2 separate regions of the Homo sapiens genome follow, and region 2 is linked to region 1. The links are chromatin loops, found by intact Hi-C in ENCODE. Cell type or tissue: PC-9. All regions are shown on one strand.

The links. A loop is a pair of places that touch in the nucleus more often than their neighbours do. Peaks named below come from ENCODE experiments on the same cell type or tissue, not always from the same donor. Only the 100,000 strongest peaks of a DNase experiment are listed, where the experiment ranks them.
Region 2: a loop joins it to region 1, with 3 times the contacts of the local background. A loop is called at or near these places in 43 of 110 quality-filtered maps.

What each region holds. Positions count from the first base shown.
Region 1 is chr11:10,650,943-10,658,942 of GRCh38, forward strand. IRAG1 (inositol 1,4,5-triphosphate receptor associated 1) reads right to left here. Exons shown (of 21, transcript NM_130385.4): 2 at 1,083-1,240. Among named protein-coding and RNA genes, the nearest start is that of IRAG1, 39 kb to the right of the region's middle. RefSeq lists enhancers at 5,905-7,104, 6,709-6,858. In PC-9, a CTCF peak has its summit at 3,532 (motif pointing left); DNase peaks (open chromatin) are centred at 4,039 and 6,679; H3K27ac peaks cover 3,106 bases.
Region 2 is chr11:10,523,767-10,531,766 of GRCh38, forward strand. It overlaps RNF141 (ring finger protein 141), which reads right to left. Exons shown (of 6, transcript NM_016422.4): 3 at 6,877-6,985; 4 at 1,426-1,607. Among named protein-coding and RNA genes, the nearest start is that of RNF141, 13 kb to the right of the region's middle. RefSeq lists an enhancer at 3,529-3,588. In PC-9, no CTCF peak of the experiment used is centred here; DNase peaks (open chromatin) are centred at 3,645 and 5,695; H3K27ac peaks cover 1,843 bases.

The sequences.
Region 1 (8,000 bases):
AAACAAATGCCATCATAACATGAAAATACTCACTAAGAATCTGCCCTTTTGTAAAAATAATGCTCCACTTATAGATTCTTCCCTCACTTAAAAAGCGTCTATCCCACCTGGCTCAGGTCAGTTTGGATGACTGTCCGATATAACAGGACAATACCATTTCAATGCAAATCAACTGCAAAGTTCATGAAGTCAAAGAAAACAGTGATGGAGAATTTTACATGCAAGGTCTTTGACCAAGGAGATCAGATAGAGCTTATCAATTAAGTGAAGAAAATACGACGAGGATGATGCTCAAATAGGTTCTTCAAAAGGGAATAATTTGAATATCGAGGGACTGAAAGAGATCCTTGGGGAAATGGATGAAGCCCTTAAGTATTAAACAGACGTAGACTCTTAATTAGGTGCTGTAAAGTAAAATGTGAAGAGCGAGTTACTATGTGAACAGATCACTTTGCTGGTATAATAAATAAATATACCCACACCAAAATCAACATTTTATTCTTTCTTCAATCTGAAAATTAGCACATAACCTATATTTTGTAATCTGTATAGCTAAAAATAGCTTGTTTTGAATGCCTCATTTGTACAATAAAAATCTTGATGTCTCTTTAAATTAATCTGCTTTCATCATTTCCTTTCTATAATAAAATTTCACTGAAAACCTTTTTTGCTATTTACTATACAATTTTGATCTCCATTTTAAGTGGATTCACTTTAAGTGGCCTTTTCTCGTGCCCACTCACCTGACATAAGAGGTTCTCAGTGCTAATGGTTCTCATATAAGTCCTTCTCCGGTTTCAGAGGGAGCCTGCATGGTTTGTGGTTTGACTTCTGAGGCCTCAGTCAGACACAGCCTAGATGGTTGGTTCTATACCCAGAATATTTGGGGCCTCGGTCAATTCAAACCAACTCAGAGTAATTGATTCCTCAGTATGGAAGCCACACACCTTCTCCAGGTACCCACTGCAACCTACATGAGCTGTCAGCAAACCCTCTGGCCAGCCTAAAAGCTGTGGCCTCAGCCCAGGGTGCTTGGCTTGGCCCCCAGCCAGGCTAGCTGAGGGCAGGGAGGGGGCACTTACTTGGCCGGCAGGGCTCTGGGCTGCCTGTGGCTCTCCGGGGGGCTCCTCGTCCTCGGGAATGTGGGGCATGGCAGCCTCCTGCTGGGAGTGGCCACGTGTGCCCGGAACCTCCGCTGCGTCAGCCCCAAAGATGCTCCAAGAGGCCTGGGCTCCACAGGCTGGGGAGATGCCAAAAGGACAAGTCAAATCCATTCCCATCCCTGTCCCAAGCTGGGTTCCATTTCCCGGAGCCACAAGCCACAGTGAGAGCCGGCTTGAGTTTGCATCAACACCGGAGGTCAAACCAGGCTAGGAGAGGGCATTTGGAATTTCATTTCCTCCGGCTCTCTGGCTTTGTTTACAAAGTCAGAGGTGACCTTAGAGATTTTGCATCTAATTTGGTCTTTACAGTAAACACAGCTATCCCAGAAGGGAGAAATGTGCTTCGAACTCCTCAAAGCTGTAGCTAATGGAAGATACTCCATTGAGATCACATTGGCAGTTGTTTACCACTTACTGAGCACCTACTGGGTGCCAGGCCCTGTCCTAGGAGCATCACCATCATCTGATTGAATCCTCAAGATGACCTCTGATGTAGGCATTAATATTCCCATTTTACAGATGAGAGAACCGCCCCAGAGAGTGAAAGTCACTTGCCCCAAATCATACAGAGAACCAATAATTTGAACCCAGATCTTCCTGATTTTGAGGCTGGGGCTTTTTCTGCTATACTACACAGTGTTCCTCAGCCATGTGGATGGGGAGTAAGAGGTGCTGTTTCCTGACTTCCTCCCTGACACCTCCCCTCATGCTCTTCTGACCCTCAGCACAGGCTCTCTCATTTGAGTTCAGCCCTTATGGGGACTACACCAGCCCTACTAAAACCTGGGGGCTCAGGCAGGGTGAATTCCATGTGCCCTGTGCCCACCCCTGGCAACCTTAGATTGACTCCCAGAAGCCAGGCTATCCCTTCCCCATGGTGCAGCAGCCTGGGGGCACTGGGGTCCCAGTGCTGATTGGGACTGCAATCAGCATAATCTCATCCACCTCCCACAGTGACTGGCTCAGGGATAGACAATGGACCCAGCCTACATCGATGAGCTTAAAGTGGTGTTCTAGGACCAGATGCTTTCTCCTGCTCTGAGTGGTGGAGTGTGAAGATATGAGACCTGGTGCTACGGACACTATTTTGCTTCCATGAGGAAAGCCAGACAGAATCTAAATGATACACACAGAGGAGGGCAGAGCGAAGGGACCTGCAGAGAAACAGAACTGGAGCCCTGATTAAAGTGTGCCTGAAGCCTGAACACTTTCTGGACTAGCTGGTTACATGAACAATTAAGCCTCTTGGTGTTGAAATCACTTTGTGTTGGGTTTTTGTTCCTTGTAACTGAAAACATGCTCCACTACTCTTTCGTGCTTCTTGTCTGTCAAGATGCCTAGGAGTATGATCCTGCCAACAGACCTGAGCCAATGGGTCTAGCTCCTCTGCTTCCTCTTAGAAGAGGAGACTAGCAATGCCAGGTTTCCATAGGGAAAGGCAGGATAGCAATGTAGAAAGAACACAGGCTTTGGAACCAGATATCTCGGTGTGAGTCCTCACTTTGCCACTCACTGGCTATGTGGCCTTGGAAAGTAGGCTTCATCTCTGAGTCCCAGTTTTCTTGTCAAAACAGATAAGAATGCCTCCCAAGCAGGATGCTCCAAGGATGAAACACACTCAGTTCACAGTAGTTCCCACAGAGGCCACCTGCACGGGGGTCTGCAGCCCAGGAAGCTTGGCCGAAGCTCCAAGGGCTCTGCCTGGCCTCTCCCCATCCTTAAACTCCCTCCTTCTTTTATTAGTGGGGTGGGCAATACCTTCAGGAATCTATAGAACTAACAACTGGCCTGGTTCTGCAACTTTTAGAGATTCCCTGAAGGAGCTGCTCCACTGCACAGTAGATTAAGACCACCATGCAGATAACATAGTGAGGTGACCTTTGGCTGATGGGACATGGTGGGTGGGGGTGGAGATGAAGGACACTGTCATTTACTGAGCACCAACTGTGTTCCAGGTCCTCTGGAAGGTACTGCTGACTGCTGGAGGCTGTAGGAGGAAGAACCGGAAAGCCCTGCCACCTCCCATAATACTTGGTGTTCTTCCTGTCCTTCAGAAAGGGCTCGGAAAGCCCCTAGAGTCAGGGCACTGGAGAAAAGGCCTGAGCTGCCATCAGCCCAGCTCTGACAGACCCCCCAGCCAACACACATACCTCTAGACTCCTGGACTGAGCTCCTTGAGCTAGGCAAGGTGTCAGATTCATCCTAGGTACCCAAAAGATTCAGCAAAGAATGATTGTTGATTTATGTTTAAAGAACTAGGGACTTTTAGCCCCAGGATTGGTCAAGGTGACCACCATCTTGATTGCTGTCTTTCTCTGCAATGAACAAGTTAGCCCACACAGCTCTGGAACAGTTAGGGTGACCCCTACTGGTCACCTCAAGAAATCTCAAGTAGACCATCCATAGAGTCATTCATTCTTTCACTGCCAAAATTTTACACCTACTCTACCAGGCCTGTGCAAGGGGCTGGTGACATAAAGATAATCTTGGCCTTCAAGGAACATAGAGCCCAGTGGTAGGAGACGCTGGAGAACAGTATAATGGGGTAAATATTTTGAAAGTGAGAAGTTGCAGGACCCCAGAAAAGGGTTACCTGTGGGAACTGGGATGGTGGGACATGATTTTAGCAAATATTTCACATTACAAATGTTTGAGCTGAGCCGTGAACACAAATGCTGAGTGGAATTTCTTGGAACAGATTAGCTGGGTGTCTAGTGGGGAAGATAAGACAGGATGGGGAGAAGCCACATTGGACAGACTTCACCTGGCTCTTGGGAATGAGAACTACGGGGCCAGGGCATGCTGTCTGTGTCTTCCATGCCAAATTCTTACTGTATGAATAAACTGAGCATCAGGTTCACCCAAAGGTGAGCTCTGTGATTAATTTCTATCATCTTTACTTGGATTTCAGCAGCAGTGGCATCAGTGGTGCTGGGTAAAGTATTTGGTAACAGGGGTTGAGGGTAGCAAAAGACTAGCCACAAACCCTGATTCTACTAAAGGAAGTTGGCTACATCTCATAGGAAACCTTTTAAAATTATGTGTGACGTATGTACAGGTCCAGGCTGTCTTAACAGGGGCATGGTTTCTAAAACATGGGAGGTGACTATTCCACTTTTCTTTTGTCTTAATCTACACAAAGTATATTGTGCTCTGCCTGTTAAGAAGGATTTAGACAAATTGGGACATGTTTTGAACCTGGGAAGCAGGAAGCAAGGAGAACAAAAATTTGTGTTTAAAGAACTAGAGAACTTTAGCCCGGAGAAGAGGAAGTGCAGGGAGAAATAAAAATCTCTTCTCAGATGTTTGGAAAGCATTCATGTGGTTTTACTGTTCCCAAAGAATAGATGTCATAACTAATGACTGAAAGGTCAGATGAAGGCAAGGGACGACCTTCTAGTGGTTGGAACCACCTGAAGATGAAACAGGCTGTTCTTTAAGGTAGTGAGTCCCCATTCCTTGGAGCGTTCTCGTAAAGCCTGGGACAAGGGTCACAGGATTCCTAACCACTTCAGGGGCCTTTTCTAACCCTGGGAGTCCCTGAAATCCTGGACTCTTTTTAGCTACAACAAACTGAAAGACCTGACGATTCCATCCCAGGACTCTGGGATTATGGTCTGAAGTCTCATGAGAAATACCTCATTTTTTAACCCTCTACTTTCTTCCTCCACCTCCCTCTCTTCCAAAAAGAGCTTAAGTCAGTCCCTGTGACAGAAAGCAGAATAGAACAAATGAGTTAAGTCAGATGTCAGCTGCCACAACATAAAAGTAGAGTGGATGCTTGCTGAGGCCCCACTCTTGACAAGATGGAACCCCAGGCTCCTCAGGGGAGCCCCAGCAGCCCTGCCTGCAGGGGCCATTCCCACGCTGCTCCTGCCCTGTTTGCTGTCTCTCCCATCCATTATTATAAACTCGCTGCTTAAAATAGCAAGGTAAAAGGAGAGTCCCTGCCCCAGGGTGACATCTGGGTTCTGCTGGAGCTTGTGGGCACACGGACCTCACATCCATCACTGCAAAGTTTAGAATATAATCTCCAGGAAGTGCTGATCTAGAGCACCAACCCATAAAAGGAAAAAATATTTAGTAATGTTTGGTCTCCAAGCTGTTCCTTCTTTAACCCATTTTCAGGGCCCTTCTTGCTGCCTCTCCAGTCTGGTTCGGAAAGGGTTAGGTAGGCCAGTGCCAAGAGCTAATCAGCTTTTATGACTCTACTCATTCTGCCTCCAGCTAGTGCCTAACTAGAACCTGGCCCATTTTACAGGCCGGGAAACTGAGGTGCAGAAACGGAAACAACTTGACTGGTTCAGCTACCCTTGTATCTGGTGCAAATCTTCCAAGAGACTCTGCTGGGATAACTATCCAGTAATTTGTGCAACTGAAGAGGCTAGAAGTTCCTAAACCATATTTAAATATTTTATCTGCCCCTGCTCATGAAAGAAAACAAACTAATATGCTTTTGTTCATGCTTTCATTCTTCAGCTACTTCTAAGTCGCCTACTGAGCATCGGACACTATGCTAAATGTATTTCAAGTGCTATTTTCTTTAACCCCCATGAGATAGGTTTTATTATTTCCATTTAATATATTAAGGATCTAGGGCTCAGAGAGGTTCCGCAACCTGCTCAAGATCACACAGCTAGTAAGTAGCTGGTGAAGGGCTATAATCCAGGCTAGTCTGACTCCTAGGCCCGCCATCTTTCCTCTCTTCCACTCTGGCTTCTTCACCAGGAGTTCTGCTTGAGTGTGGCAGAAAAGACTAGCACGGGGGCCCTGCCTCCCAGGGGAGGGCTGGAGTGAGTACTCCCAGTGAGGCTAAGGATGGTGGGAGGCAGAGGGGAGGAAACAGGACCTACACTTCGGTTGTCGGGCCGGGGTCTTATGAGGGCTAAAGAGTGGCCTACAGTTGAGCCTGCATGTCCTCTGGTAGGTGGTAGCAGCAGGTGGAGGACGCGGAGGCCGGCCCTGCCTTGTAGGCTTCAAAGGCCTTACTGTATCCCAGAAAGTATAGAGCCATCATCGGGACGCACGGTTCAGGAACAGAATTTACAGAGACTATCTCTTTCAGTGCTGTCAGCAGCCCTGTGAGATGGGGAGAGTAAGTACTATTATTATTAACATTAAAGTTAGACCCATGTTACAGATGAGGAAACAGAGGCCCAGAGACTTGCCCAATGTCATCGCTCATGAATGGCAGTGCTGGGAATTCACCGAATCTGGGTCTGATGCTCCCCTTCCTTGCAGGGCCAAGCCTGTTCTCGGCAGGCAGCAGCAGCCTCTCATCATGGCGCCAAAGATGCCTCTCCCAGAGCCTTGCAACCTGCCTAGGAGAGACCAAACTCCTCTCTGAAACCACAGTATCCCAGGAGCACAGCCCGTAAGCTAAGCGGCTCTCAGATTCTCTCTGTGAATCTTTGAGCATTGAGGGAAGAGCCAAGAAGCCCTTTCGGGAAACCATGGGTTAACCTAGCCTCCACTGACCTTTCTGGAGTGACTCAGTATTCTCAGAAGGGAGTTTTTTTGTTCTTCCAGCTTTGAATTTTTGCTTTCATTTTAGCAGCACAAAGAATGTGAAAGAGATTAGGTTGCTATTAATACCACGGGTCTATCTCTAGATGGACAACTGATGGGGGGAATTGTTGGGGGTGACTGCACGTGGAGCTCTCTTAGCCCTTCTGCAAATCCAGAGGGTGATGGAGGGACACTGAGAACTCACCAGTCTTACCCCTGCACCCATTTTTACCAATGGGGAACCGAGGCCCAGAGGGGCAGGCATGTGACCAAGGCCACATCTATGAGTGAGGGGCAGAGTCAGAAAAGTCCCCAGAGCACCCATGCCCCGAGCCCGGCTGCATGTGGCAGCTTTCTGACTTTTCATTTTGACGGTTTTGCTCATAGTAAAGGGTAAGCCATTGTGTCTGTGCTGTGAAAGCAGGCGTCCTTCGGCAGTGACTCGTCATTGTTCTTGCTCTCATGCTCTCATGGTCACTCTCGCAGGAGAGAGGATGCTCCCCACAGGAGATCTGCTGAAAGTGCTGGGAGGTGCCTCTGGGGGTCCCCTGGGCCTGGCCAACTGCAGAGCTGGGTTCCGCGACTCCACAAGTGAGCCGGATGGGAAGCCTGCCTTGGGAAAGCCCCATCCTGCTTCCTAACCTTGGCCTGCTCACGGGGCTTTGTTGCTTGGCAGATTCCGTTCTAATCCTTCCTCTGCCTCTCCCTTGCTGGATAAATCTCCCCTGGCCTCAGTTCCCTCATTTGAAAATGGAGGTAATAGCACCCACCTTTTAGCGTTGTTGTAACGATTAAATCAGGAAATACATGCAAGGTGCTGGTACATAGAGTCCACTCAGTGCCCTCGCCATTCTCCAAACAGGGCAGCTGAGTTCTCTAAGCATGCACAGCATCAACAAAACCAAGCCAAGGCTCAGAGAGACTCTGGTGTTCATCCTAGTGGCTCAGAGCTCCCAGATTTGTCTCCTGCAAGTAAAAGAGACTCAGTCCTGGTCTTTGCTGTGGACAGTCCCAGGTCTGTGCTGGGCTTGCCCCATGTCTGTGCTGTGCTCAGTCCCAGGTCCGTGCTGTGGTCAGTCCCAGGTCTGTGCTGTGGTCAGTCCCAGGTCAGTGCTGTGGTCAGTCCCAGGTCCGTGCTGTGGTCAGTCCCAGGTCCGTGCTGTGCTTGCCCCGTGTCTGTGCTGTGCTCAGTCCTAGGTCTGTGCTGTGGTTACCCCATGTCTGTGCTGTGCTCACCCCATGTCTGTGCCGTGCTCAGTCCTAGGTCTGTGCTGTGGTTACCCCATGTCTGTGCTGTGCTCACCCCATGTCTGTGCTGTGCTCAGTCCC
Region 2 (8,000 bases), 130 kb before region 1:
CATGTGCTACCATACAGCTTAAATACATTGGCAAACACCATCCTCAGCTTTTAAAACAATTAAACAAAACAACAACCACTATTCTGGAGAGAAGAAAAGCAGAAAAATCAGATCCATCTTTGAAAGATTACAGAATACAGGAAAGACAAGCCTAAACACTGCCTACCATGTTCTAAAAGTCACTTGGCCTATCAGTAACACTTGTATAGACCAAACCTAGAAAACCAAGTAATTCTATTAAAGATAATTGGGAAATAATAAATGGAAAATACAGTTTAACTGTAACATAGTGCTTGAAAACCAGTTGGTTAAGAATGAACCAGAAAATGCAACTGTAAATAGAGCAGTAAAAAAAAAGAAACCACTGGCCGGGCATGGTGGCTCATGCCTGTAATCCCAGCACTCTGGGAGGCCGAGGAGGGCAGGATCATGAGGTTGGGAAATGGAGACCGTCCTGGCTAACACGGTGAAACCCCGTCTCTACTAAAAATACAAAAAATTAGCCGGGCGTGGTGGCGGGCGCCTGTAGTCCCAGCTACTTGGGAGGCTGAGGCAGGAGAATGGCGTGAACCCGGGAGGCAGAGCTTGCAGTGAGCCGAGATCGCGCCTGGGCGACAGAGCAAGACTCCGCCTCAATTAAAAAAAAAAAAATCACTGTTAAGTACATTCTTAACTTTAAGGTAAAGGACACGGTGAATATAGATTTCTGCTATCTACCCAGTATGACAGTAAGACAGGATGTCAACATGTTTGGACCCATGTAAATCTTTTTCCAATGAGATATTTACAAATTTAAATTATGATCATGATTGTCAAATGTCAAGAAGTGGGAACTTTCATGTGCCAAAAGCATAACAGAGAAGGAAAAGAAAGTTTAGATAGAACAATAATGTATTAGGCCTGGGTAAACAAACATCATCAGAGAAAACTCTGGCTGACTTCATTTCCTTCTGGTAACTAAGTATATGCATTCGGTTCCTTCCTGAATGGACTGCCAAGTCCTGAAGCCAATATATAAAATTTTAATGCTTCAATTAGACATTTTTTAAAAAAAGTGGGATGATTTTGCCAAATTCTTTGACCTAATTCCCTAAAAAGCTTTGACTGTCTAAGAACCTAAATACCTATTATAAGGAAGGTGTTAACTATCTCCTTTGTCAATAAATGCATGCATATAGAGCGGATTCCTGGAGACCAGTGTGACAGAAACATTAATATTAAAGTGGCCCTGCCAAGCCACTTTAATTTAGCACTGTAACAACATCCGAAGCACAGAATAACCCCAAAACTGATCTCAGATACAATACCAACTGAGAAAAAAAAAAGATTTAAGATGCTACAATGAGCAACAGCAAAAATATTAATAGATTTCAGTTGTTTTCATATTAGAAAATAAGTGAAATACAATACTTATGCATTATATACCTTCCCATCCAAAGACTAGCCTGACAAGATGTTACAGAGGATGAGTTTTCATCAGGTTCTTCAGAGGTGGAGCTCTGTGCCAATACTCCTGCTGCTTGACTTGTGATATCTTTATAAAGTTGAATAAACTGGTATAAATTCATGATCCGTGATGCCTCCACAATGCCACTGCTTTTGTTAATCTAAAAATACAAAGAACATGAAAAAGAAAAGTTGATCATTTCTCTGACCAATTTTTCCCAAAAAGGGGGAACAAATATTTAGTCAAACATCCTAGGAAATAGGAGTTTTCAGGATTTGCAAATTACATAAGAAAGCAAGAGTCTGAATAAATGAGTAATACCATGTCCCCTACACTTGTGGGGTTCAAACTTCTTATACAAATTTACCTCATTTAACACACAAAATCACCCTGTAAGATTAATTAGGCATTATGCTGTTGATGGGTAAGGTGACTTTCTCAGAGTTAAGAAATAAATTTTAGAGATCAGTATTAACAATTCTTTCACTTTAATTTCTTAAAGAATTTCTTAACCACAGGATTCATTTGACTCCAACAACCGCATGAGATTCTACAACTCAAACAAGTACTTTCTTAAATATCTTTAAGTTCTATTTTGTACCAAAACTTCTAAACTAAAGCAAGAAAATTACTTTAAAATAAATCCTAACAAAAGGTGGTTGGACTTTTCCCAGAAGGCCATTTTGAGCTTTATCAAAAAACTCGTTTAATATGAGGTGAAACCAGTGGCCCAAAGGTTGTACCTTTACAGGTTGTACCTCTCCCCCATCCAGTTTACAATCTAATGTAGAAGATACTTGGGGCAAGCAGAGGAGATTGCTTTCACAAGCTTTGGGGAGCCATGGAGTGAGGCATAATGAAATGACCGAGGCCAGTAAGGTGAAGGTATAATGTTCTTGGATGAAGAACTTGAAATCAGAGAAAGATTAGAGACATGAAAGACTTCCTTTCAGCACAAGACATAGGATGGAAGACTGGGGAAGAAGTAAGCCATGAAATCTATTAAGTGCATATCAGAGTAAGAACAAGCAAAATCAGAAAATATTTAGAAAGAAATGAAGAATATAGGGAGAGAGACAAAGACACAGGGCCATAAAATTGTGACTTTAGGTTCTGGAATGTATTGATGGAACTAGGGGTATCAGAAAATGAGGTAGATTACATATTTTAAAATATTATTATACATTTGAATATTGTAAATGAAAATAATAGTTGTAACACGTTTATTAATTGCTTACTATTTGAAAAGGCAGGGAAAAAAATACTGAGACTCAAGAATGAGTCATGCGGCCAGGCACGGTGGCTCATGCTTGTAATCCCAGCACTTTGGGAGGCCGAGGTGGGCAGATCATGAGGTCAGGAGATTGAGACCATCCTGGCTAACACGGTGAAACCCCATCTCTACTAAAAGTACAAAAAATTAGCTGAGCATGGTGGCACACGCCTATAGTCCCAGCTACTTGGGAAGCTGAGGCAGGAGAATCACTTGAACCAGGAGGCGGAGGTTGCAGTGAGCCGAGATGGCGCCACTGCACTCCAGCCTGGGCGACAGAGCAAGACTACGTCTCAAAAAAAAAAAAAAAGAATGAGTCATATACCATACTAAGAAATTTTAGAACCATCTCTAATAATCAGAAAGTTGATTAAATTTTGGGAAGGTAAAATCTATCTGGAGATGCAAATATACAAGGTTCTTTGTACTAAAAGACTGTACATGAGGTAGAGAATAAACAGAATTAAAAAGTAACAGGAATTTAACAGGCTTACAAAATAGATCTTCAGAGCTGAGGAAACGGGTAGTCCTTTGGAACTGCATAGTACAGAAGAAATTATGGAATAATCCATATAAGGTCAGTACAGAAATAGCAAAGTGTATCACACTGTAACTATTCTCATCATAGGATTCCTGAAACAAGTATTTATTGAGTACCATTATGTGGATGTTATTGGTACTATGTGCACTGCTCTAGGCACTAGCCACAGTGTGTATAAAACAAAATCCCTGCCCTCAAGCAAGTTACATGATAGGTAGGAGAGACAGGCAAATAAAATACAGATACAGATTAGGTTAGATGAAAATAAGTGTAATGGAGAAGATGAAACAGGGGAGAAGGAACGCTGAGGGGTTACAGGGAAGGCCTTACAGAGAAGTTGACATTTAAGAACTGAAAGGTGCAGAAATGAGTCATATAGATGTCTAGGGGGAAGATCATTCCAGGCTGAGACAACAGGAAATACAAAGGCTGTTTAATAGAGGTGTACCTGGCAAGGAGCACAGAGAGTCTCACAAGAAGCCCAGAGTGTTTGGAACAGAGTGACAGACGGACAGAGGAAGGAGTGGTAGATAGACGGTGAGGTGGGAATAGAATATATAGGACTTTGCTGATTTCAGTAATAACTGTAGCTTTGATTCCAAGTGCATGAGAAGTCACGGGGGGGGGTTTTGAGCCAAGGAGTAATATGATCTAATTTACATTTCAAATTGTGATGTGGAATAGGCTGGTTGTTGTGCTTGGAATAGACTGCTTGTTGTGCTGAGAATAGACAGAAGCAGGGCAAGAGAAGCAGGGAGATCAGTTAGGAGGCTACTGGAATAATCCTGGTGATAGAGGATGGTCACTAGGAATAGGGTGGTAGTAGCGTAGATGGTGAGAGCTAGCCAGATTCTGAATACATTTTGATGTGACAGGACTCACTTACAGATTGTCAGGTGTGAGAGACAAAGAAAAGCCAAGAATGACTCTAAGAAGTTGGTCTAAGAAAAAAGAAGGATGAAATAATATAATTCATGTAGTTCTTAACAGCCACCTTAGTACCTAGTTTTTAATTAATCTCTTATTTTTCTAATATTATTTCCATAAAATATTCCATTTAAACATAATTTAGATCATTTTTTATAGTGGATTAAATATTATTTAAGGATAATCATAGCAGATGGCAGAGAGTCAAGAAAAAGACTTAATGTAAATACAGAGGGTTAAAGTACAATTTTTTTAAAGTTGTTTAACATTAAGAAATGTGAAACTCTCAATCTCCTATCAGTTTTTCATGGTGGACTTGACCTCTTTCTAACATAAACACTGACCTCTCAGATTCTTTCAGAAAGAACCTAAGGAATGCAAATAAAAAAATTTCTTTAGAGTAGCTCTAAAATCAAGAAAAATCACATGAAAAAATATCTAATTGCCTGTGCCTTTAGTACTTTTGTTTCTCTACTTAGAATCTTATTTTAAGGAAGATGTTTAATCACATACAGATGTTAGACATATTGAGGCAAAAAGGAATTTGACTACTAATAAAATTAAACCTTAAGTCTGTATTTGTCAAAGAGCAACAAAAAACGAAGGGATGAAAAGCCTGATATATTCGTATTCCCTTAGCTTTCTACAATTTATATTGGCCTCTTCAATGTGAGCTGAGTACTTTATGAAATAAAAATGAACATTAAGTGTAATTTAGATAATATACTGTGTCAATAAACAAGGAAAGCTTCAACCTATCCCAGTCATTTAAAAAGAGAGTATTATTTCAACAGATTTTTTTTGTTCACTTAATATATACTGAGTTCCTACTATGTGTAAAGCACCGTATTACAGCCTGTAAGAGATACAATAATGAATCTAGACATAGTTCCTGCCCTCAGGAGCTTACTCTCTAAAGGGGAGCTAAGAACCTAAACAACTTTTTTCGTAATGCAGTATTATAAAGTATAAATAATGTGCTGTTGGAATCTGGAAGAGACAAGAGAACTCCTATTCAGGAAGACTTAATGGATGAGATGGTATTTGAGGTGGACCTTTAAAGAGACATCAGGTTTAGAGATGCAGAAATAAAAGGTGTGGCAGAAACTACTGGCTGATTATCCAAATACCATTCCTTCTTTTCATTGCCAGCAGAACCTTATTTTGTTTTTGTGTCCACCATTCCCTGAAATGATGCAGGAGTCAATCCTGGTTAGTCTAATCTAAACCAATCATGCTAATCATATTCCCTCTGTCAGTGTAGGTGTATGAAGGGGATATGACCCAATACTGACCAGTGAGTTCAGAAGTGACATCTGCTGGGTCTTTAATTTAACCAATCCTGCAGTTAGTCTATAGAGTTAGGATTTCTTGATAAGTGAGAAAATAAGTATTGTTTTTGTTTAAACTGGTTTAACAGGAATTTTCCGTGACTTCCTAATGGAAGGAATGGACATCCTAGTTGAGAAAACACAATAAGCAGAAGCACTGAACTGGAAAAGAAAAGTAACAATGATACAGTCTTAAGTTAGTTAAGCCTGATAAGAATGCAGAGCAAAAGAAGGTCATTGTGACTAATGCAGAAAAGATAGTTTGGAGTCATATTGTAGGAGTTGGGACTATTTGGTAGGCAAGAAGGAATTACTGAGGAATTTTAAGCAAGGCAGTAATCTGATGCGAGTTGTGCTTTAGAAAGGTTAATCTCACAGCAGCATAAATTAGAATTTGGAGAAGAGTCTAGAAGTATAGAGATTAATACAAAATCTGTGATAATCTGGATCAGAAGAGAGAGATCAGTCTGCTTGAGAGCATGAAATCTGTCTTATTTATCATATATTCCTAATGCCTCTCACACTTGTGCTCAAATGTTTATCTGAATAAACTGGAAGCAAAACACAGTATGGGTAAAACTGACAATCTACTGAGGAAATAAGGCATATTATTTGGGTAACCTCCAGGGTCCGTGACTCAAAGGAAAAATCTCCTAACCCAGGGAATCTTTATGGGTCAGTCGGGAATGAACTTCAGAGCGCTCATGAATGCCCAATTTATGGTTTATATGCATATGGATGATTTTGTTCTTTGTTTTAGAGCCGGGGTGGGGATAGGAGGTGGCCTAATAAAATTCATGCCTTCATTTAATCAAAAGGTTTGTAGCCTCAAAAAGTTAAGAACTTTCTATCTGAATCTACTCAGTGGTGGTTGAGGCTTTCTAATACTCAATGACAGCTGGCAAAAAATCTATCCCATAACTAAAAATTACTAAAAAACAAAAAAACTCTTTCAATGGATCTTTTTTCTTTTTAATGAATGAATGTATTCTTAAAAGAAATGATCTCAAGATAACATTAATTTTTAAGGTATCATCTTAGAGCTAAATAGGATGTCACCTTAGCATTCCACAGCCAGCTAAAAACCCAAAAACAGAGATAGAAGATTAGTATGATGTAATGGTTAGAGATATTGAGGCAAAAAAGAATTTGATTATAAAAACCCCTGCTGTATAGCAATTAGACAACTGTAAGATTCAAACAGCTAGTTAGAAGGCAATAACAGTAACAAAACTATGTTTTACAAAACCACCGAGTTATTAAAATGTATATGCATTATATTATCTTACAGTATTAAATATAGTTCTAGCCACCAAAATAGCTTAAGCTCAGAGGTAGAAGTCTCCATCAGTCTCACCTTGGTACAGACCACCCGTACAACCACTTTCCAAAAAGCAGAGGAATCAGACCCAGGTTGTACCTCAAAGAGAAGATGTTTTTCCTGGCCAGAAGCCACTTTAGCCGTTCTGAAAAGAGACAAGAACATGTTAATTTTATGAAAAATCATATATTAATAAAATAATACAGCCATGAAACTAGATTCAAGAAACAATTTCAGAGAAGGAAATATGAAGAAACACAAAAAGACAAATAATAATGATTATAATAACTGGATTCTTAAAACAGGGATAGAGAATATTTTGAACATAAACATGCAACTTAATTTCTAAGGTTTTTAAAGTCAACAGCTTGGTGGCATGATATTTATAAATCTCTCTTTGTCACACCTATATCTCAATGGTCTTTAAATTTCTAACAAAGACATTTAGGAAAAACAAGTCTTAGAAATCAGGGACTTAAAAAAAAGGTTGGCCAGGGCAGTGGCTCACACCTGTAATCCCAGCACTTTGGGAGGCCAAGGCAGGCAGATCACGAGGTCAGGAGTTCGAGTCCAGCCTGACCAACATGGTGAAACCCCGTCTCTACTAAAAATACAAAAATTAGCCGGGCGTGGTGGCGTACACCTGTAATCCCAGCTACTCAGGAGGCTGAGGCAGGAGCATTGCTTGAACACGGGAGGTGAAGGTTGTAGTGAGCCAAGATCACGCCATTGCACTCCAGCCTGGGCGACAGAGTGAGACTCAGTCTCAAAAAAAAAAAAAAGGTTAGCTAGTGTCATTTATCAAAATTTTTTGACTGTTGCCTCAGACGTATATAAAGCATGAAAAACATCTTGCTCTTGGTTCAGTCCTTGTTCAAACAATGATACTAACAAACCTCTTGAAAATTTTTGTTCAGATAATTTGGGGCTACATCAAGTAAAACAAATGATTTGAGACACTTTATATATAGCTCTACTGTCCTCCCCTAGCAGAGTAATTTTAATTTAGAGAGCTAAAGGATTTAAACATAAAAATGTATCACTTCTAGAAGATAATTCAATATCATGCTATCAACATTAATTTAAATCAGTTCGAAGACATGCTTAAGTATTGCAGTTCCCTTTTATCATTACTAACAACTCTCTCTGAGCACCAGTGG